2 separate regions of the Homo sapiens genome follow, and region 2 is linked to region 1. The links are chromatin contacts, found by Hi-C in ENCODE. All regions are on one chromosome and are shown on one strand. The core of a region is the stretch at or near the end of the contact, and the rest is flanking DNA. Distances in the headings are between cores, read along the strand shown. Region 1 holds the start of NAMPT (nicotinamide phosphoribosyltransferase). Region 2 holds the start of TMEM168 (transmembrane protein 168).

Region 1 (3,166 bases), core at 667-3,166:
GTATAAAACATATCGACTTGATTGAACCCTCTAGAGGTGACTTTTGGGGAAAAAATGAAAAATCTAAGATGAAAATATTCTGAAGTTTCATATTATAAAGGATATAAAACACACCAGTCTGACTTGAAAGTTGACAGAAGTAAAATTTATTAAATAGGTGCAAATTCTAATAGTGCAATTAAGTATGGCTCACTAGATTAGAAACCTTTAAGATAATTCACTATTCTAACTAAAAGCACCCCAGAAAACTGATGTTAAAGTAATTTTACATTCCTTATGTATAATGGTTAGAGGAACTGCAAACTAAAGGAAGTTGCATTCTTCTGTTTTTAAAATTTAGACTATTCAACCTCCCTTTACATTTGGCTAACATGTAAAAAAAAAATCTGACAGTTATTTTAGATTTAGTTAAGAAAAAAATTCTACAAAACTATCAATGAGGCTATTCTAAAATCACTATTTAAAATTTTGAAAACACTATGATTGAACCAAGAGAACACAAGAGGAGGTTTTAGGACCAAGTAAAGGACCATACTTGAGGTATTATCACGTATACTTGACAATATTCAAGAATCATACTTGATAGTGTTCGGATTTTGCAATACTTTAAACTTGCATCTAAAAGACAACTTGTTGATGGATCTTGGCTCGATTTCAAGAACCTATCTAAATATCATAAACAGCATTTTAAGCTGATTGGAAAAAAACAGACAAAACTTAAGTAAAATGGAATTCTCTAAAATACTTTCTCGGAATATCGGAGGAGGGCTAAAAACAAAGGAAAAAAAAAGAATCAAAACAAAAACATGAGAGTACTATGTTTTACCACTGTATTCCAAACCACTATGCTGCTCAAGTAAAATTTACTTTACCTCTTCCCTTCACTACTGCGTGCTTCATATCAACTGAATGTGGCAGCTACCCACACAAGTGTTCAATGGGCATGTGAACGCAACGCTGTGCCATTTCCCTCTCCACATGTTCTCTAGGGTTAAAACTACAGTTCCTTTAAATCCTCGTGTTTCATTTTCCTTTTCACAGAAATCCTGTAATGACCCTAAAGCAGATAAGAGCAGAGCGGCCTCTACACCCAGGGATAAGGAGCACGAGCAATCACTAGGTGCCAAGGAGTTTGAAACGGAGCCCGGCGGAGTGGGACAGGGGAATCCACTACGGCTACCGGGGCCAGGCGAGTGTCCTCCGCGCCGGAGCCGCAGAGGACCGCGGCTGCTCCGGCGCCCGCGCCAGGACTTCTCCCACCTCGCGCCCCGGGAGACTTACCTGCCCAGCCAGGGGCGAGCGCGCCGGGCTGGCCCGGGGGAAAGCCCCGCTCACTCTCCACTGCGGGTCCCCGGGGCCGTTACCTAACTGGTCCCAGCTCCAGGCCAAGAGGCCGCGCTTCAGGGAAGGGCATGCGCTCGCCGGCGACGCCCAAGCCCCGAGCCCCGAGCCCCGAGCACCGGCGCCCGGGAGTCCGCTGGGGCCCGCCTCAGCCCCCCGCCGCGCCGCCGCCGCCGCGCGCCCCCAGGCCCCGCCTCCACCGCCCAGCCCTCCATCCTCCTCAAGCCACCTCCTGCCCACTGCGGCGCCTCCTCACCTGCCCCAGCCGCCGCCGCCCGCGCCTCCCCCGGGCCTCCCCGCGCCGCGACCCTAGCCCCAGCCCCAGCCCCAACCCCAGCCCCAGCCGCCCCCGCCCCCCTGCCGCGCGCTCGTCCCCAGCGCGCCCCGCTCCTCCTCATCTGCCCGGGCCCCGAGCTTTACCTTGTAGGAGTCGGTGGCCAGGAGGATGTTGAACTCGGCTTCTGCCGCAGGATTCATCTCGGGCCGGAGGACAGGGGCCGCGCGCCGCGAGCTCCCTGGCGCGGCTGCGAGGAAGGAGAAAAATGAGCTTCACCGCGCTCCGTTGCTTAAGTCACTGCTCGGTCGGCGGAGGAGGGGGAGAGGGGGAAACGGAGAGAGGGGAGGGGTCAGAGGAGGGCGGGCCCGGGAGCCGTGACGCGGCGCGGGTGACGGCTGCGGCGGCTCGCGTGCTCGCAGTCTGGGAGCTCTGGCGGACTCCCCACCTCGGTTCCCCCGCCTTCACCCCGTCACCCTCCGGGGGCCGAGAAAGGGCGGGGCGCGGCAGCGCGCTGCGCAGTGCGCGGAGGCGGGGCGGGGAGGAGGACGTGATGCACGCGCTCTTCCTCCCAGACGCCAGCTCTGGGAAGCTGGAGGCAGCGGGGCAGCCCCGGCGCGTGACCCGGGCGCTTACCTAAGTTCGAGTTCCCGGCACGGGCGCGGGAGGGCGGGGCCTGGAGGGGGCGTTCCCAGCTTTGCCAGTGCCACGAGGAGCCGGTTCGCCCGCCCCGCCTGGGACCTTCCGTCCTACCCAGTCCTGGCCGGTTTTCTGGGTCCTCCTGAAGTCACGCCACCCGGCTAGGGGGCGAGGAGCCTCCTACTGCCCATCTTCCCGTCCACCACGCGCAGTTACTCACCTTTGTCTCCGGCCTGGATTAAGGATCCAGCCTTTCGCCTCCATCCCTCTTGTCCCTCCTGATCCTCCTGACCCTGTCTTTAAGATCCCAGGAGCTGCGGTGAGGAGTGAGGCTGAGGGGCCCCTTTCATCTGATGCAGCGACTCCGCTTTCCTCCGGCGGCTCTGTCTATGGCTGAGCTCTTTGATCCTTTGAGAGATGGTTTGACTTTTCCCGAGCAAAGAGCCTGCGTTGAAAAGCGGGGGTGGAATTCAGTCCTCACAGATAATGAGGGGACAAGACCTAATTGAACCGAGTATTGCCGGGAAGGAAAAGGCAACGGGCCAAGCCTTTGACAGGGTGCGACACTGACTTTTATCATCGTTATAGTCTTTAAATCCTGGGAAACGAGTTGGCAACCCCAAAATAAAGAAGTGTAATGACGTCTGATGACTTCACCCAAATACAGACCATTCCAAGAAAGACTTGCGCAGTTCTCATGCGTGGTTGCGTTTTTGCATAAAACTAAGATTCCCTTTGTCCGCATGTTTAATAGCTTAAAAATAAATTGAGGTTTTTATCGGATAAAAGTAGCCAGGAAAAAGTGATACAGTGAAAACGATTACAGGATATTTATAGACTTGTCTTTCAAGTTATTAGAAGTCTCATTCTATCTGGGGGCAGTGATGGTGGTGGTGGTAGTGGAACTTGTGA
Region 2 (3,535 bases), core at 152-2,651, 6.5 Mb after region 1:
ACAGTGCCTTATAAGGCACTCCGTGTTGGGCCTGAATAACTCTCCTGCCTTATCTGTTACCAGTTTTCCTCTCACACTTTATTTTCCAACCTTACTGACCTTTCAATTACAAACTGCACAAATGCTATTCCCTTGCCAGGTACACTCCTTTTCCTCCTCCTGGCCCCACCCCAGTGCTCACACCTGGCTTATTCCAACTCTTCAGGTCTCAGATAAATCATTTTCTTAAGAGATTATCCCTGCCCCCTCCCCATTACATGACCCCCATACTTTCTCTGTTACATACCATCACTTATTTCATGTCTGCATTTCCCACTAGATCAAAAGGTCTCTGAGGGTTTGTCTTCAATACTGTACACCCAGTGACTAGCAAAAATCCGGCATCAAGAAGGTATTCAATAAATACTTGTTGAAAAATAAAGACTAATAAAGAAATAACTACATTTAACAACAATAGTCACCATTGGACACTTACTAATGCCTAAAGAGAATACAGAACTTAGCTATATCCCACAACTAATAACTAGTAGAACTAAGGGAGAGTCCATGAATGTTTGGTTTCTATTTCAGCTTTCCACCAGTCTTTACTTAATTCACCCAAATTCTTCCAAACCAATTCTCTCTCCATGTCCTACCTCTAGGGAATGGCTTGAGGCATACCGTATCACTTGCATTATCTTTCACTCAGAAACTCTGTCCCATCTAGAAGTGTCAAGGCTGAAAGAACTACACTGAAAAAACAGGGAATTTCAGTGCTTCAGTTCTGAATTACTGATAACTCTTTGAGCCATCTCATACGAGGAAAATGTCATCTAGAATATCAAACTCCTCAGCACTAGAGCAGCAACAGCAATTTCTCTCCCTTTCGGCCTCCTTCTAGCGAGATGTGGGAGGTCCGACAAGGAGCTTGGCTGTTCTCCACCATCCTCTGCCTCGGAGAACGCGACCACAACGTGGCGCCCAGTTGAGGGGGAACCCTTGCGAAATACGGAGAGGCGCTCCCACACCCTCCAATCTCCAACCACCACTGTCAACTCCTCCAGAGGCAGGTATCCTACCCCGGCCCTGGGAGGCCGACTGGGCGGAGCTTGGGGTCCGGACCACGCGGAGCCCTGGCAGTGTCTATGCCTAGATCTCGCCGCCCTGCCGTCCACCCATTTCTCCCTACCTGACTCGGCCGTCGCCACCAACGCGCTCTCCCAACCCTCGGAGTCAGTTCCAAAACCAAACCAAAAAGGAGGAGAGCAGACAAGGCTTCAGCCTGCGACTGAGAACAGGGAGGCGGCACGCCTTGGGGAACGAGGGCCCGAGGCCATACGCGCTAATACAGGCCAGTGTCGGCGTAAACTTTCTCCGTTACCGGCCCGGCCGCGACCGCCATGTTTCCGCCGCCGAAATCCGCGACGGTACGGAACGCCGCCGGGGTCAAACTGCGCGGCGCGCCTCCTTCCCGAGGCCCGGCCCCCTCCCCGCCCAAACCCGCGCGCCGCCACACACTCAGGTGAGCAAGGCGCTGCGCGAGTGTCAACTGCCCCACCTAAGGCGCCTGCCTTCCTCAAGCCAAAGTCGACTCCTGGGACCTGGAATCAGCAGCTGAGAACAGACAGCGGGAAGACCACCAAAGATCAGGCTGACAGTGCCCATCAAGCATCTAGGCCACCGCCTCGGGCTGGACCGAACGGGGACAGGGTGGACAGGACTGCCACGCGTGGGCTGTAAATACTGCGGGAGGCGTTGCTGCTCATTAATATATATGGCATAATATATGGCTTTGTAACCAGCTAAGGCCCAAGCTCCTTAGGCCCTCCCTCAGACCTTTCAGTTCCTCAAATGCAGGGACATGTCGGGTTTTGCTCAACATTAAATCACCTTAGCATAGTGCCTGACACATAGTTGGCACTTAAATATTTGTAAAATAATAATATGCAATAGGCTCTCCACGATCCGTAGTTCTCTCCTCCCACTTGTTTTGCATGTATTATCTATATATTTTTCCTATTTTCCATAATAGAGTGTGAATTTCCTAATTTTCATAATAGATGTTGGGGGTTGGTGTGGCCAGCACATCTATAGGAATGAACAACTCTCAGATTGAGATTCTGCATATGTGGATGAAAATTTTGAGTTAGATTCTCTCTAGACTCCTGATTTTAAAAGCAATCACAACTCAACTTCCCAAATCTGTAACTAGCTCTCTGGGGAACACGAGTGCCACATTTCCAACTACCTGCTAGATGTTTCTACTCAAATATATTGTCATCACTTCCAACTCAACTTGCCTTTAATGGACATTTATATACATTTATTATGCCCCCCATTTGAATCCCCTTCCGTATTTGGAGAATTCCCCACCTGAGTTAAGAGTCTAATGGCTGCCGCTGAAATGCTGAACACTTGTTTAACTAATCATGTGTACCCGCTGGAAGCCATGAGTCAAAAAAGGCACAGAAAGCTACACTCCCAGGTCACCTGTAGGAGTATAGCAAGTGTAGAGATCGAGAACCCATCCCTAACAGCAAGGTAAGCTTCCGAGGCAGTAGTGAGAGTGCTGGCATCCACCATTAACATGTCAGAGATGCAAGATGCCTGTGCTTGGTGAGGGTCACAACCCCAGAGCCCTTTCCCAATCTGTTCTGTAGCCTGTTAACAGTCTCTGTGTACATTTCTGGGTAGCCTGTGACAGACTCTGTACTACATAGCTGTGAGGCAGGACAATAGGGTCTGGAGGCAAGGAACTTACGGCTGATTCATGCTGACTTTCTAGAACTAAATCAAAAGGAAAGCCCCAACTTTCCACAGCTAAGTAACAAAGGGACCCGGCCCCCTCCCCCACCACCGCCCTTTTCTGCGTGGCAGACGGAAAATTGAAAGTACCTCGGATTGGTTGCTTTCCATAACTAATTAAATGTTTGCATAGGGTGTAACCTTTGTAACTTCGCTTCAGGCTCTGATTGGTTGCTTTCCGCTATCAGACTGATTGTGGGCCACTATATTTGCGTGGGGTGTACACCAAGTGGCCAATGGGAAACCTCTAGAGGGTGTTTATACCCCAGAAAATTCTATAACCCGGCCGCCCCGCTCTTGAGCCCCATGTTCCGGCTCTTCACACCCTGTGGAGTGTACTTTCATTTTCAATAAATCTCTGCTTTTGTTGCTTCATTCCTTCCTTGCTTTGTTTGTGCGTTTTGTCTAATTCCTTGTTCAAGATGCCAAGAACCTGGACACCTTCCACCGGTAACAGCCAAGGTAGATTCTGGCCATGTAGGTGCAAGCCTCAATCTCCAGCTATCCTTTGAACTACTTAGCGTCCTCTAGTAAACTTACTTTCTGCTTAAATTAGCTACAGCTGCATTCAGTTGCTTAGCACTAAGACCAGCTCACTAAATCAGTGGTTTTTCATCATCTTCCTCTAACATGGTCTTCTGCCTTATGACTTTAAAACCATTTTTGATGCTTGTTATCTTGTCCTTATACTTTAGAATACTTCAGTGAGATGTGTGTATGTTTGAAAGTTAATCTGCACAGCCCAGGGTGG

What was found. A loop is a pair of places that touch in the nucleus more often than their neighbours do. Pooled maps may share reads with other maps.
Region 2: a map of CD8-positive, alpha-beta T cell shows a loop between it and region 1 (30-fold over the local background). The contact joins the promoter of TMEM168 here to the promoter of NAMPT in region 1. A Hi-C loop is called at or near these places in 2 of 168 maps with a recorded cell type or tissue (B cell and CD8-positive, alpha-beta T cell) and 6 of 50 pooled maps.

The regions. Positions count from the first base shown.
Region 1 is chr7:106,283,067-106,286,232 of GRCh38, forward strand. It overlaps NAMPT (nicotinamide phosphoribosyltransferase), which reads right to left and starts at 1,917. Exons shown (of 11, transcript NM_005746.3): 1 at 1,762-1,917. The coding sequence starts at 1,818. NAMPT-AS1 (NAMPT antisense RNA 1) reads left to right here and starts at 2,180. Exons shown (of 1, transcript NR_186647.1): 1 at 2,180-3,166. RefSeq lists silencers at 1,247-1,606, 1,877-2,416.
Region 2 is chr7:112,788,992-112,792,526 of GRCh38, forward strand. TMEM168 (transmembrane protein 168) reads right to left here and starts at 1,402. Exons shown (of 5, transcript NM_022484.6): 1 at 1,169-1,402. RefSeq lists an enhancer at 1,661-1,790.